2 separate regions of the Homo sapiens genome follow, and region 2 is linked to region 1. Evidence: read pairs that join two places in POLR2A ChIA-PET (ENCODE). Cell type or tissue: MCF 10A. All regions are shown on one strand. Links, peaks and the distances in the headings refer to the core of each region. The heading gives the core; the rest is flanking DNA.

The links. ChIA-PET counts read pairs that join two places held together with the same protein. Peaks named below come from ENCODE experiments on the same cell type or tissue, not always from the same donor. Only the 100,000 strongest peaks of a DNase experiment are listed, where the experiment ranks them.
Region 2: POLR2A ChIA-PET joins it to region 1 with 5 read pairs; 4 of 35 experiments call an interaction of 5 or more read pairs at or near these places.

The regions. Positions count from the first base shown.
Region 1 is chr1:151,462,683-151,467,073 of GRCh38, reverse strand. No RefSeq gene overlaps it. Among named protein-coding and RNA genes, the nearest start is that of POGZ, 5.4 kb to the right of the region's middle. In MCF 10A, for the core only: no CTCF peak of the experiment used is centred there; no DNase peak of the experiment used is centred there.
Region 2 is chr1:151,577,687-151,582,077 of GRCh38, reverse strand. It overlaps TUFT1 (tuftelin 1), which reads right to left. Exons shown (of 13, transcript NM_020127.3): 10 at 3,252-3,357; 11 at 2,346-2,429; 12 at 1,036-1,136; 13 at 1-434. The coding sequence ends at 371. Among named protein-coding and RNA genes, the nearest start is that of SNX27, 32 kb to the left of the region's middle. In MCF 10A, for the core only: no CTCF peak of the experiment used is centred there; a DNase peak (open chromatin) is centred at 2,457.

The sequences.
Region 1 (4,391 bases), core at 223-4,222:
TTAGCCAGGTGTGGTGGCACGCGGGTGTAGTCCCAGCTACTCAGGAGGCTGAGGCAGAAAAATTGCCTGAACCCAGGAGGCGGAGGTTGCAGTGAGCTGAGATCGTACCACTGCACTCCAACCTGGGTAACACAGTGAGACTCCATCTCAAAAATAATAATAATAACAGTAATATAGTAATAGTAATATAATAATAGTAAGCCACATGTTAGAGTGAGAAGAAACTCTAGTTCTTTGGGCACATATGTTCATATAGGATTATTGAGAAATGTATCATTTCTCTAGGAAGATAGGGAATGAAGCATAACTTTTTTTTTTTTTTTTTTTCTCGAGACAGAGTCTTGCTCTGTCACCCAGGGAGGAGCGCAGTGGCACAATCTCAGCTCACTGCAACCTTCGCCTCCCATGCTTCAGCCTCAGGAGTAGCTGGAATTACAGACCTGCACCCCCATGCCCGGCTAATTTTTGTATTTTTAGTAGAGATGGGATTTCGCCATATTGGCCACGCTAGTCTTGAACTCCTGACCTCAAGTGATCCACCCACCTTGGCCTCCCAAAGTGCTGGGATTACAGGTGTGATCCACCATGACTGGCCAGAAGCATCTTGTCCACTGGGGTTCATGAACAAGCCCAGAAACAGGATTCAAGTCTGAAAGTGCTTGCAAAATGTTGTGTATATGTACAAATGTGCATTTTTCTGGGGGAGATAATTCATAGCTTTTATAGAGATTTTTGAGGGGGTCATGATGCAGAAAAGTTTAAGACTCACTTTTCTAGGCTAGGAATAAGATCTCTGAATAGGAGAAACAGAGATCAGAGCCTGCCAGGAAGCAAGGTTCGTAGGAAAGAGAAAACTCTTATTCACACCTGATGCACAGCACTTATACACACAGCTACATTTATGTGAAAGCTGAGAAATAAGAATTATTTCCTGAATGAATGAAAGTTAAATCATTTTCCTCCTATAAAATGATTTTAAACTGGTGAATCGTGGCACTCTCACGTTGTCAGATTTTATTACCTCTATGTTTCAGGTAACAGAAAAGTCATTAAAAATGGATGATCTTTTGCTGTCATGGGAGATGGCCCCTTTGCCACCTCTAACTCCTATTGTACATATTCAGTAATAAGAGAAGACCCAAACGGACCTGACCACTTATCTACACCAGAAACCTTTAAAAAATTTAATCCTGGCCAACATGGTGAAACCCTAGCTCTACTAAAAATACAAAAATTAGCCAGGCATGGTGGCGGGCACCTGTAATCCCAGCTACTCGGGAGGCCGAGGCAGCAGAATCACTTGAACTGGGGAGACGGAGGCTGCAGTGACCCGAGATTGCACCACTGCACTCCAGCCTGGGCAACAAAGCAAGACTCTGCCTGAAAAAAAAAAATTAATTCTGAATGATACCTCAGTCTTCTCATCTGTAAAACAATGATATTAATCATCATGTCCTTCAAAAATATGAATTGGAAAAGCTATTTACTGTCCACAGTTGCATTCTGAAAATTATGCATGACTATAATAAAATATAAACACTGCTAAATTTAAAAAGAATGTATGCTAGAGGAAAAGGAATTTTTACTACATTTTACTCTGCAATCCATTATCAGGAACAAGTCATATATCAAGCATACCTATAAAATAGTCCAATTTATTTTGTCATGAAGCTTTATGGAGTCAATTTAATTACTTGATAATCATACCTGGTCAACTCCATAGCAACAACCTAGATTAGACAAGTATAGCTTTGCTTCTGGGTATCTCTTTAAAATATTAATTTAATTCGAAGTTAAACTACATCATTACCTCCTAGGAAACCATGCAGCAACTCACAGTGAGCTCTTGATGATGATAACACTGCTGCTCATGCATTTCTTATGAAATATATTTTGAAGACAGAGATCTTAATTGCTTCTTACTGAAAGCTAATGGGAATTCTTCCTTTAGAAACCCAGGCTGAGAACTTCCTCAGGCTTTTTCTCACCTCCTGTGTCTCTAGGAAAGTCCCCAACTCTTCTAAACATAAGAAGGTAGCAAATAATATTCCTAAATAAAATCCGGCCACAGCTGTTAACTTCCCCATTTTTTAATTTGACATTGGTCAAATGTAGATCTCCACTTGCCCTTTATTTCATGGCAATTTGCCTGTCAAGTTAAGCACCTCAATGTTTTCCTTCCACCACACATGCTGACTTATACACATGCTGAATCCCAGGCTCAGTGCAATCAGCTATCCATCTTTTCCACCTGGGAGCTGCTCAGATGGTAAAAATGTCTCTACTGTTTTTCTCTTACGTTTTCTGAAATGAGTAGCTCTCTTTGAGGTTCCAGCTTTGACAATCCTGAGTGTGCATTACAGAGAGTGGGATACCCATTTCTTTCTTTCTTTTTTTTTTTTTTTTTTGAGACGAAGTCTCACACTGTGGCCCGGGATGCTATGCAGTGGCGTGATCTCGGCTTGCTGCAGCCTTCGCTTCCCAGGTTCAAGCAATTCTCCTGTCTCAGCCTCCCAGGTAGCTGGGATTACAGGCATGCACTACCACACCCGGCTAATTTTTTGTATTTTTAGTAGAGACGGGGTTTCACTATTTTGGTCAGGCTGGTCTGAAACTCCTGACCTTGTGATCTGCCCACCTCCGCCTCCCAAAGTGTTGGGATTACAGGCGTGAGCCATCGTGTTCGGCTGTTACCCATTTCTTAAAGAAATCTGGCATTATCTCCCACGAAGCTTATTTCTGCCTGGACTAACCTCACCATCTGAGCCTCCCTACTCCCCGCCCAAACACATACCAGTCAACCTCACGCTGAACCTGAACAATAAGTGATTAGGTCTGCATTTTAGCAAAATGATGCCACCGAGGGCATCCATGACTCAATGCTTTTGAAGACATGCTGAAATCATTTGTCTCTCTTCTTTAACATTCTCCAAGCTACAGGTGGTTCCAATTTTCTTTTGTATGTTTTGTTGTTGTTGTTTGTTTGTTTGTTTTTTGATGGAGTTTCACTCTTCTTGCCCAGGCTGGAGTGCAATGGTGCAATCCTGGCTCGGTGCAATCCTGGCTCACTGCAGCCTCCACCTCCTGGGTTCAAGTGATTCTCCTGCTTCAGCCTCCCAAATAGCTGAGATTACAGGCGCGTTCCACCACGCCTGGCTAATTTTTTGTATTTTTAGTAGAGATGGGGTTTCACCATCTCTACTAAAGACCTTTGGCCAGGCTGGTCTTGAACTCCAGACCTCAGGTGATCTGCCTGCCTTGGCCTCCCAAAGTGCTGGGATTACAGGCATGAGCCACCGTGCCCAGCCCCAATTTTCAACTTGTGGCAGAAACCGTAAGTCAAGGAAGCAAGTAAGTATTTCCATAAACTGTAGAAAAGAAACACTCTCCAGCTATGTAACTGAAAAGCTCAGCTTGGGACATCCATTAACCTTTGACTTTCTTTCTTAGAAAAAGTTTCTAAGTTGGCTACTGAAGACTGGAATAATTTTTAGGAGTACCACTATTAGGATCAAATTTCTTCAACATATCAGACTGGATTGGCTTTCAGATTCCTCCCCAGTATGTTACAGAGGCACATACGAGTTGATTTCTAAGGATCTGATTCAGGTTATTTGTTCTACTACTTGGGTTTCCCATCATCATCAAGATGGTTCAAACCATTATCCAGATGGTCCAAAAGAGAGACCAAAGCTATCAGTTCTGTTACTTCACTCTGGAAACCTGTGTTTTAGCTGAAGAAGCAAAATGTTCCAACACTGTCCAAATTAATATGAGCATTCTCTCTTTAGCACAAGGAATACGTTTCTGGAAATAGCAGTGTTAACTGTATAGTCTCTTTTGAAGTGCTGCACCAGTGTTGTAATGTAAGGTGGCAGAGTTTCCTTGAAATCTTCTGAAGGTATAAAATGTCTTTGCTCATCATTTCCTTTTTTTTTTTTTTTCTTTGAGATGGAGTCTCACTCTGTCACCCAGGCTGGAGTGATGTGGTGTGATCTCGGCTCACTGCAACCTCCACCTCCCGGGTTCAAGCGATTCTCCTGCCTCAGCCTCCTGAGTAGCTAGGACTACAGGCATGTGCCACCACGCCTGGCTAATTTTTGTATTTTTAGTAGAGATGGGGTTTCACCATGTTGGCCAGGCTGGTCTCAAACTCCTGATCTTGTAATCCACCCACCTCGGCCTCCCAAAGTGCTGGGATTACAGGCATGAGCCACCACACCTGGCCAGGATACCTTTTACAACGTCAAAAGACACTCCATTCCCTAATTGCCTGTTGATCTTTACCCTCTGTTTCCTCACCCATTTCCTCAAAGGTGCCTCCAGATCCTGCAAAACTCCCACTTTTACATTTAGCATGATAGACTTTCTGTATTCTTGGTGGCAGGCAT
Region 2 (4,391 bases), core at 82-4,081, 120 kb before region 1:
GAGGCAAATCTTGTCACCTCTCCCAATCTGATGAAGGCCTGGCTTATGGCACAGCCAGAGTCCAGTCTACAACAGAAGGGAGGCTCTCTACAGAGAAAAATAGTCACTGTAGGAATATAGATATTGCCCTGGCTCCTGCTTGCAGGACAATGTCTTCCAAAGGGCTGCAGTGCCTTGAATAGGTGCTCGTGCTCCGTCTGCCCAGCTTAGAGTGGCCAGGGGCTTGGGAATGGTGAGACACAGGAGCCCGAAGTCCTGGGTGCAGCCAGGGGACAGTCAGGAAGTCAAAGGCAGTGTTAACAGCCAACAGGGGCAGTGGGCTTCTCCGAGGCAGAGGCAGCAGCAATGGCAGCAACCATCTCCAGGCAGCTCAGGTTTCCACCACTCGGATGACAGGCATGGGCTTCGGGCTAGGCGGCTTGGATATCCTAATACTGAAAAGAAGGTTGGAAACACTGAGTTGTGCTGGGAACAGCTGTGTTGTGGCCCACCCTTCACAGAGCCCCTGGAATCTTCACATTGGCCTCTGGAATCTTACACTGCAGTGCTGGCTGATCACTTGGGTTCCAAGTGCTTTAAAACAGTAATTATCAGTGACAACTAGGGGAAGATTTGGGGCATGATACATGTGTCTTGTAGCAAGGGTGAAGAAAAGAGAGGGGCAGTTAAACAACTGAGAAGTGGATATAGCTGTGATTCTCGATTTTGTCAAGATCATGGGTCCTTTTCTGAATCTCTTAGAGGCAAAATACCCTCTCCCTAGAAATATGCAAACATTATAACTAAATTTTTCCTACCATTTCAGGTGGTTCATACATCTCTAGAAGCCATTCATGGACCTCCCTGGGCTTGTGTTAACAGGTTCTACTCTAATTGGGCTAGAAAATGGTTCCGGCAAACAGTGGGTCAGACTGAGGGAGGAAAGTTGGATTTAAAGGAGCCTTGTTCTTGCCTTAGCACTAAAGGTTCTACAGAGCTCTGTCCCTCCTTCTCCCCTCCTCCCTGGCCCCATTCTATCTACACACGCTCACTCACCTGCCCGGGTTCTCTGTCTTGGCCCGGGCCTGGGTGCTGAAGTTGCCATGACTGATTTGTTTTTCTATCAGGTGTTCCATCCGGTCATGCATCTCTAAATTCTGTAACACAAGCTTAGGGGTTAGAGTTGGCCTTTTTCTGGCTTCCCGGGTGCCACGTTCAGCTAGTGCATTCTGGTCTCTCTGCCTGTGTTTATGCTGCTGTTGCCTCTACCCCCACCATGCGTGCCACCACCTGGATACCCACTTGCCTCATCTTCATTACCATAGATTGCGCTTATCCTCCAATACCTGCTCCTCCATAACTCTGTACAACACTGACAGACTGATGGTTTCCTATATGTCCTCTACATACAGTTCTTTTTTTTTTTTTTTTTTTTTTGAGATAGGGTCTCACTCTGTTGCCCAGGCTGGAGTGCAGTGGCGTGATTATAGCTCACTGCAGCCTCGACCTCCTGGGTTCAAGTGATCCTCTCCTTTAAGTCTCCCAAGTAACTGGACTACAGATGCATGCCACCACATCTGGTTAATTAAAAAAATTTTTTCTTTTTCAGAGACAAAGTCTCACTATGTTGCCTAGGTCTTGAACTCCTGGCCTCGAGCAATCCTACCGCCTCAACCTCCCTAAGTGCTGGGATTACAGGCATGAGCCACTGCACCTGGCCCCTATATATAATTTTTTGTCCTCAGTTGAGATACTCACTTGCCTTTGTTGATACGCTATTCTATAAAGCATTCTTTGGTCTTTTTAAAAATACACATTTTATCTCTGACTATAGACTGCAAACTCTCTAAAGATAACCCTTTCTCCCATTTTTCTCCCTCACTACAGGGGATCTTCACAGAGCGTTCGCAAAGTGATCTTCAGGTAGTCAACAGACAGGTAGGGCCCTGTGGCAAAGTGGAAATTAGACTAGGAAGGCAACTCGTTACGTAATCTAGCCCTGGAAAAGGCTCCATCTGTATGAATGCCTCCTCCTCCTTCACAGCCCAGCACCACTGCCAGCTCCTTTGCAAAGCCTGGAGGGTCAGAATTAGCCGTGTGCAGCCATGGCATGTGGCTTGCACCATGATGACATGTCCGTTGAAGGTGGGGCCAGGGGGGTGGTCATCTCATCATTGTTAGCAGCTTCCTGAAGGTTCTCAGAAAATGTTTATTCAGCTGAACTGAAAGTCAACCAACCACCCTAGGTATTCACTTCAGAGCAACAGCAAGACATGACAAAGACCCCTCCCATAACCTCTGTCTCCCTTATGTCCACCTTCTCTTCAAGAGTCCTGTTCCCCTGCTGGGCTGCCCAGCACACACACCTCTGCCTCCAGATAGGCGATTTTCTCCTTGAGCTCCTGGATGGTGGCGTCCTTTGACTGGATCACAGCTTTTGAATTCTGGAGCTGCAAAGGTGTGGGAGACACTGGAGCTCATTTTGCAATGACTCATTACACACTCACCAGACTTCACCCCAGCTGCTGGGGAAGGCAGCAGAGCCCTGCAACTCCATATGACTTCATTAGCTTTTCTACAAAGGCCTCCTTTCAGTCAATATTAGACTCTTGATTATCCCAGGGGTGGGAGTGAGGAGTGTGTGAGGGGAATACCACCCTGAGAATCCAAAATAATGAATGACAAAACCCATTCCATATGGCTTTGGAAAATACAAATTATTTTTTCATTCAAGACATATTTATTGAGTACTTACTATATGACTGACTCTGTTCGAGATAATGGAAAACAGCACTAAATAAAACAGACACTAATGGAGCTGACATGAAGCACATACAGCCTCCCAGTTATGGGGCCTTAGGCTCTCAAAACAATTCTGCAAATAGACAAATCCTAAGTATGCTACCCTCAAGCTCAGGTGGGGTAAGGCAGGAAAGCAGCCATGAGGCTCAAAGACTGATAATCTGCACAGATAACAGAGTTTATTATGACTCAACTACTCATTTACCCACACTCTTCACAGAGTATATGACAAATTAACCTTTTCCTTCCTTTCCTATTGGAAAGCAGAGGCCAAATGGCAAACAAACAAACAAAACAGTAGGGGAAAGATGGGAGAAAAGCAAATCCTAATAACCTGAACCTGGTAATTGGTAGCTATAAATGTTTGACATGGGAAATGCATGAATATAAGTCAAGCTCCCTAGGAAACAAATAAGAGCATAGACTTGGGGTGACTCCCCGAGGGCAGGTTACAAACCAGCCCAACTTACCTGCTCTATCATTTGCCGGACTTTCCGCTGCTGGCTCTTGAGCATGTCATCCAAGTGGTGGATCTTCTCCCGCAACCCGGCCACTTCCTTTTCCAGGGTAGCAGCCCTGGGGATAAAGACCAGAAGGCTGAGGCAATGGAACAAGATCACTTATTTACCCAGTCACAGGAAGAGCCTTGAGCTTGGGAGGTTCCCATTAATATGATTCCCTTTGCCTGATTCCCTGGTAGGCTGCTCTGAAGAGTAGGTGGTGGGTACCTTAGAATATCACATTGGAAGCACTGAGGTCAGGAGTTCAAGACCAGCCTGGCCAACATAGTGAAACCCCACCTCTACTAAGAATACTAAAATTAGCCAAGTGTGGTGGCGTGTGCCTGTAGTCCCAGCTACTCAGGAGGCTGAGGCACAAGAATCGCTTGAACCCAGGAGGCAGAGGTGGCAGTGAGCCAAGATGGCGCCACTGCACTCCAGCCTGGGTGACAGAGCAAGACTTTGTCTCACAAAAAAAAAGAATATTACATTGGAAGCATCATCAGGGATCACCTAGTCTAAGAGAGGAAACTGAGGCTCGGAAAGGTTAGAAGGGATAAGTCATTCTGGATAACTCTGGAGGGTAAATCTAGAAGCAACAGGTAGATGGTTCCAGGGAAGCTGTTTTTATATTAACACAGGAAAGACTTTCTTAGTATTAAAGCTGTCAGAAAGTGGCCAGTCTCATGTGTAATGAACTCCTCGTTACTGGAAAGATTCAAGTAGAAGCTAGGATTTCCCTCTCCGACCTTTTCTTTTTTTTTTTTTCCGGAGACAGGGTCTCACTCTGTAGCCCAGGCTGGAGTGCAATAATGCAAACATGGCTCACTGCCAGGTTGACCTCCTGGGCTCAAGCAATCCTCCTACCTCAGTCTCCCATGTAGCTGGGACTACAGGCACATGCCACCACATCTGGCTAACTAAAAAAAAATTTTTTTTGTAGAGACAGTCTCAGCATGTTGGCCAGGCTGATCTCGAACTCTTAAACCCAAGCAATCCTCCTGTCCCGGCCTCCCAAAGTGCTAGGATTACAGGTGTGAGCCGCCATGCCCAGTTGGAGCTGGGATTATTATACTCAACACCATCAAGCTGTTGGCAGGGATTTGGAGG